Linked DNA regions of Homo sapiens: region 2 is linked to region 1. Evidence: chromatin contacts called from ENCODE Hi-C or POLR2A ChIA-PET data. All regions are on one chromosome and are shown on one strand. Each heading gives the region's core, a stretch centred on a gene start or an enhancer-like site at or near the end of the contact. The rest is flanking DNA. Distances are from core to core; before and after follow the strand shown. Region 1 has its middle 20 kb from the start of GNA12. Region 2 overlaps SDK1 (sidekick cell adhesion molecule 1).

Region 1 (3,077 bases), core at 173-2,672:
TTTCTCTGGAGAACCCCCAACTAATACAGTACTAGTTATGCCTCTCCCAGCTAAGGTCCCAGGAAGTACAATTCTACCCATTACCCTTAAGACATCACAGATGATCGGTCAGTACTAATAAGTGCTGTACGGTTATTGGACAGATTCGAGTTAACGTATGGAGAACAGGCAGGGTGCAAAGTGCATCCTGGCGTAGACCCCAGCTCTGCCAGGCACTAGCTCTGTAGGCTCTTGAACAACTTCCTTACCTCCCTGTGCCTTGTTTTCTTTTTTTTTTTTTCCCGAGACGGAGTCTCTCTCTGTTGCCCAGGCTGGAGTGCAGTGGCAGGATCTTGGCTCACCACAACCTCCACCTCCCGGGTTTGAGCAATTCCCCTGCCTCAGCCTCCTGAGTAGCTGGGATTACAGTTGTGTGCCATCACGCCTGGCTAATTTTTGTATTTTTAGTAGAGACGGGGTTTCACTATGTTGGCCAGGCTGGTCTCGAACTCCTTACCTCACAATGCGCCCTCCTCGGCCTCCCAAAGTGCTGGGATTATAAGTGTGCGCCACCGCACCCGGCCCTTGGTTTTCTATTCTGTAAAACGGAAGTGACCCGGTGGAGATAAAGGGGTAAATGCAGAGAATGAACTCAGAACATGCCGGTCGCCTTGGCAGTGCTCGCTAAGTGTTTGCATTTTTTTCCCTCCCTGTAACCGCTAGACCACCACGGAACTTGCATTTTTTGCTACTGGATGACAGGTCTTCCTCCTCTCCCAGGGTGGCTGTCTGGCAGGTTTCCCCACTTCCTGCAGTCTTCTCTGCCCTAGGGGACCAGTAGCCATGTTTCTGCCCCAACAAGTAACCTCCTTGCCCTGTCCTGGCTCCCGGGATCCTTCCTCTGGTGGTCTGCACGGGCCACGGCGCTCAGGGTGCCGCAGCGGCAAAGTGGGCAGTGGTCGCCCGTGTTCCAGGGAAGGAGGAGGGTGAGGGCGCCTGACCTCAGAGACCCCCAGAAGGTATCTGTGGGGGCACAGATGACCAGGAGCCCTGGAGTTAGTTCCATTTGCTGGCTGTGACCTTGGAAAGCCAGCAATGATTCAGGACCGGCTGCACAATTTGTGCAAAATGAAAATGTGGGGCCTCTTGTCCAAAAAGTATTACGAATTTCAAAACAGCCACAGCAGAGCACCACGCCGAGCAAGGGCCCTTCTCAGTACAGACCCTGAGCCTCCCGAGAGTGTGAGTGCTGGGGAAATCTGGGGAAAGAGGCCAAGGCTGTCCAGAGCCGAGCCCCTCCCTGGGGATTGTGTCTGGGGCCCGCAAACTCCCCAGGCGGAGGGAAGAGCCAGTCCTCCGGAGACGCTGGGCACCGAGCCTCCTCCAGGCCCGGAGAACGAGCCTGTAGCCTGTCGCTGTTTGCTGAGGGCCCTGACCTCTGTGGGAACACACAGGAAGTGGTTCATTTTCTCCCCACCAGTGACTCACTCCCGTCAGCCCTGCCCTTTCCAATCTCTGCTTCCTGTCCCTTAGCCTCAGCTTGGGTAATTCTGGGCAATAGAAAGGCCAGTCTGGTTGAGTCTGAAACTGCCATCTCACATGCAATTTCGCACTCATCTTGTCCCCCACTGAAGGGCTGGCTTAGCCTTGGCCGGAGAGCCCTGGAGAAGGAGGGGAGAGGTCGGGGGGACTGGCTGCGGTCCTTCCTCTTTCTCCTGGCTTCTGGGGTTGGGAGGGGAAGAGGAGGAAGAGGAGGAGGAGGAGAAGGTCTGGAGTGTCGGCACAATAGTAATATCAATAACAATAGCAGCTAATATTTACTGCAAGTGGTTCTCTGGGTCTGGAGATGCTCCAAGCACTTTTCTGACCGTAAGTTATGGCATTAAGTTTTGTAACTAGGAGGTAGGTCCTGTAATAAGGTCCTGTTGTAATTCCCATTTTTCTCTGTTGAGGAAACAGGCTGAGACAAGGTAGGTAATGTGCCCAAGGCCACAAAATTAGGAGGTGGCAGAGTCAGGATTGGAACCCAAGGTCTTCCTGATTCCACATCCGTTGCCCAGTCACTCCACTGCCTCACTTTCGCAAGAGTCCATATAAAGTTCCTGAGGTTGGGGCCTGGGACCTGTGGCAAGGTAAGTGTCCAGGGATTCAGCTAAGATGAGGCTTACACTTTTTTTTTTTTTGATAGAGTCTCTCTCTGTTGCCCAGGCTGGAGTGCAGTGGCAAGATCTCAGCTCACTACAACCTCTGCCTCCTAGGTTCAAATGATTCTCCCACCTCAGCCTCCCGAGTAGTTGTGACTACAGGCATGTGCCACCACGCTTGGCTAATTTTTCTATTTTTTGGTAGAGACGGGGTTTCACTGTCGGCCAGGCTGGTCTCAAACTCCTGACCTCAAGTTATCACCCCGCCTCGGCCTCCTGAAGTGTTGGGATTACAGGCGTGAGCCACTGCGCCCGGCCTGAGATGAAGCTTATTGAGGGTACTGAGAAAGATTTTTGACTCAATTTCTGAACCTTGTGAATTCTCACAGCACTTAACAGTAAGGAATTATCTGATATTTACATGCTTGTTATCTGCTTTCCTCATTAGGATGCAAACTTCATAAAACCATTTTGTTCATCTCTTCCTGATACCTGGTATGCGCTCACTAAATGCTTGGGAACGTGAATGAATGAATGAAACGTCTTCTGACGTGATCCTTGTATCTACATCTCCTTGCTGCGGCCAAGTCTCAGGTGCACCCTGAGCTCAGTGGTGGTCTTGCCTTTGCCCAGAGTGGGATGGGGTCCAGGTGGGGTGTCCCAAGCAGCCTGAAGAACATGACTCGAAATTCCCATCTGTGACCACCAGGTGTCGCTCATGCCACACAAGGAAACCCATAGATGGCCTCTGCTGAATTAGGGGTGCAGCGGGTGGGGAAATCTCATCTGTGACCACAGATGAGTTATCCAGGCTGCCATTTGTTCTCATTAGGTCCTGGATTTCCTCCTCAGAACCAGACAGATGTGATCAGCATTGTGGGCCGAGGGCCGGCACCTCCCCACCTCCCCGGCTATGGGTAGCTGTAGGGTGTCAGGGAGGGGATGCTGGGGTTC
Region 2 (3,077 bases), core at 274-2,773, 570 kb after region 1:
TTGATACTTGACTTATGAAGGGGACTGCCTTTTTTTTTTTTTTTTTTTTTTTTTTTGAGACGGAGTCTTGCTTTGTTGCCCAGGCTGGAGTGCAGTGACTTGATCTCAGCTCACTGCAACCTCTGCCTCCCGGGTTCAAGCAATTATCCTGCCTCAGGCTCCTGAGTAGCTGGGACTACAGGCACAGACAGTCACGCCCAGCTAATTATTATGATTATGATTATGATTATTATTATTATTATTTTGTATTTTAGTAGAGACGGGGTTTCACCGTGTTGTCCAGGCTGGTTTCGAACTCCTGAGCTCAGGCAATCCGCCCGCTTCGGCCTCCCAAAGTGCTGGGATTACAGGAGTGAGCCACTGCACTCTGTGGGGGCTTTTAAAGAGGAAGTGAAGGGTAACTCATCTCTATCCTACTTTACATGCCCCACCTAAGTCCAACTCCCACTGCCTGTCTTCTAAGGGACATCTTGTGGCTTGTTCTCTGCTCTGCTCGTATTCAGTCTCTACGTCCCTCATGCTTTCTCATGGATTTACAATGATTACTTACTCTCAAACTTATATTTCCAGCCCTAACCTCTCCAGTGATCATTTGTTAACAAGATTGTGTTAAAGGAAGCAACAAAGGTTCTTCTATTGGATGTAGTTGAAAAAGCAGAACTGTTGCTCTGGCCTAAACATTAACTTTGGAGAGGTTTAAATTCTGTTTAGAAGTTATAAATGAGCTTAATATCATGTGATTTGCATGATAAGTTATTTTAAAGAGTTTAAATCCATGATTGTTCAAAATAGGTTGTTTTATTTTCAATATAATATGGTTCTTAATTGTAACATTAATGAACACTGAAGACATTTTTAAGATTCATTTATGTAAAGTGATTTGATGAAGTAAGCTGACATTTGATGGACTTAGTGGAAGTTTAGACCCAATTTGCATTTCAGTGGTATTTTATGGCTGACTTTAGAAAACTTTTTAGATAGGATTTCTCGGTAAATTAAAGGATTTAGAGGGATGATTACGAAATAATTGATTAAAAAGTGTGCAATATTGGTTTTCATTGAACTTAAGCTTGTATGGGTTCAATTTAAAACCTAATTCAATACATTTTAGATTTTATATTTCCCTGAACCTCTTCTGCTGTATTAATTTTGTCATGCTTGTCATTCTAATCTAATGATGATTTAATGTTTGCAAACCTGAATAAATCTGTATGCAAGGAGTTTTGCTGTGTTTTTAATCAATGAAGATTGAAATTTGGCAACTGAGGTGATAAAAAATGAAAAATTTTAAATAGAAAATGAAAATAATGATTATACTTTAGAAAGTACTCTTATTAATGTTCTTGGCTATGAACCATGTAATATTTTTCTCTTATTTTTATCGTGTAATATTTTGAAGGTGACTGAACCTTAAAAGAAGTAATTGCCACTAAATCGTGAAGAATGTTTAAATTAGAACAGATTCTTTGTCCTCACTGTCTTCCCCTTTCCCTGAAATCTGTAGTCTAGAGTTGTGAATAAGAGCCAGAAGAATGTTAAACTGCCTTTTAAAAACTCGTCTACCCTCCCCAAGAACCTACATAGACAATAGAATGTTCTGTAATGAAAGTGTATCTTTACCTCATTATTTATTTATTTTATTGAGCAAAAAATGTAGAACATAGAATGTCTAACGGATTAGTCACAATAAAAAAAATTTCCTGGGTTATATATGTAAGGGGCAGCGGCTGCTCCTCTATCAGTCCAGGAGAGCCTGGTCTGATTTCACATTGCTTTTCTTTCCACATGATCTCATGACACTAAAAGACGATTAATACATCCTTTAAAAATCAATACGGGACATTTTACTGTAGTCCTTCACCTTTATTGTTCAGTACCCTTCAGGGGTGAAAGGAGATATTCCAATGCAAAAAATATGTCTGAAAACCTGAGTGGTAAGTAATAAAAGTTTTTTTTTCTCTTAAAAAGTCTTATAACATTGTTATTTCCCAGATTTGAGGGGTGGGCCTTGGGGTGGAATTAAAAAATCAGTGTAATCATTTGTAAGGACAAAATGCGAGTTTCTATAAAGAATGTTTTAGCATAATGTCACTAATGTTTTGCAGTGTGTAGAGAGCAAACTTTAAAAAAAGATGTGAAAATTTACAAACCAGTAATCCTCTATTTCATGTGCCAGCAGTCAAAATTACGTGTGATCGGCTGGGTGCAGTGGCTCACACTTGTAATCTCAGAGCTTTGGGAAGCTGAGGTGGGAAGATTGCTTGAGGTCAGGAGTTTGAGATCAGCCTGGGCAACAGCAAGACCCCTTCTCTACAAAAAATAAAGTTAGCTGGATGTGATGGTGCGCGCCTGTAGTCCCACCTATTTCAGGGGGCAGGGCTAGGAGTTTCAGGTTTCAGTGAGCTGTGATCGTGCCACTGCACTCCAGCCTGGGTGACAGAGTCGGATCCTGTCTCTGCCAAAAAATTAATAATACTAAAAAAATTAGATATGATTAAGGATACCAAAAAATTATTCAGATACCTTAGTGGAAGCTTTGGCTGAATAGAAGTTCCATCTTTTGTAGTACTGAAACCAAGTGAAGGGATTACGTAGTTGACATCTCTGAAAGAGAGAACGCAGTGGTAATGAGAATACTCCCCCTACGTTTGTGTATGAGCCTTGGCAGTTTCTTTTACACTCTCTCATTTAATCCTCTAAGACCTGAGACATTGTTGGGGCAAGTGGAATTATTCTGCATTTTATAGATGAAGAAATGGACTTGGAATAATTAAGTTATTTACAGCTAACCCGCACCCCAGATCTCTTGACCTAGCCCCCTGCATCCTGCCTTTGCCCCAGAGTGCTTTTAATGTTCTGCATTGCATGGTCTTTTTGTTCATTTTATTTTATGTATCATAGTTAATACTAAACTGAACGTTTGCTGCTAAGACCTATATTATTTTATATTCCCAATGAATATGACTTCTGCATAAAAACATTTAACTAGGGTAATCATTTTATAGTATGTGCCTGTTGTCTCTGCTATATCTATCACCTTCATGTGAAGACAGAGAAAATAGAATATGCTGTGTATT

The links. Hi-C counts contacts between places; a loop is a spot of excess contacts on that map. ChIA-PET counts read pairs that join two places held with the same protein, here RNA polymerase II (POLR2A). Pooled maps may share reads with other maps.
Region 2: a loop to region 1 is called in a map of IMR-90, with 4 times the contacts of the local background. The contact joins two enhancer-like sites. A Hi-C loop is called at or near these places in 1 of 168 maps with a recorded cell type or tissue (IMR-90) and 2 of 50 pooled maps. POLR2A ChIA-PET finds 5 or more read pairs at or near these places in 1 of 52 experiments (H1).

The regions. Positions count from the first base shown.
Region 1 is chr7:2,862,374-2,865,450 of GRCh38, forward strand. No RefSeq gene overlaps it. Among named protein-coding and RNA genes, the nearest start is that of GNA12, 20 kb to the left of the region's middle. RefSeq lists enhancers at 41-687, 1,336-1,465 and a silencer at 2,243-2,322. Within about 2 kb of position 1,423, at least 39 of the 41 ENCODE cell types and tissues checked have a DNase peak (open chromatin) inside an H3K27ac peak, as active enhancers do.
Region 2 is chr7:3,435,293-3,438,369 of GRCh38, forward strand. The region is part of intron 1 of SDK1 (sidekick cell adhesion molecule 1); the gene reads left to right. All of the region lies in intron 1 of LOC124901577 (a long non-coding RNA gene), which reads left to right. Among named protein-coding and RNA genes, the nearest start is that of SDK1-AS1, 85 kb to the left of the region's middle. Within about 2 kb of position 1,524, at least 4 of the 41 ENCODE cell types and tissues checked have a DNase peak (open chromatin) inside an H3K27ac peak, as active enhancers do.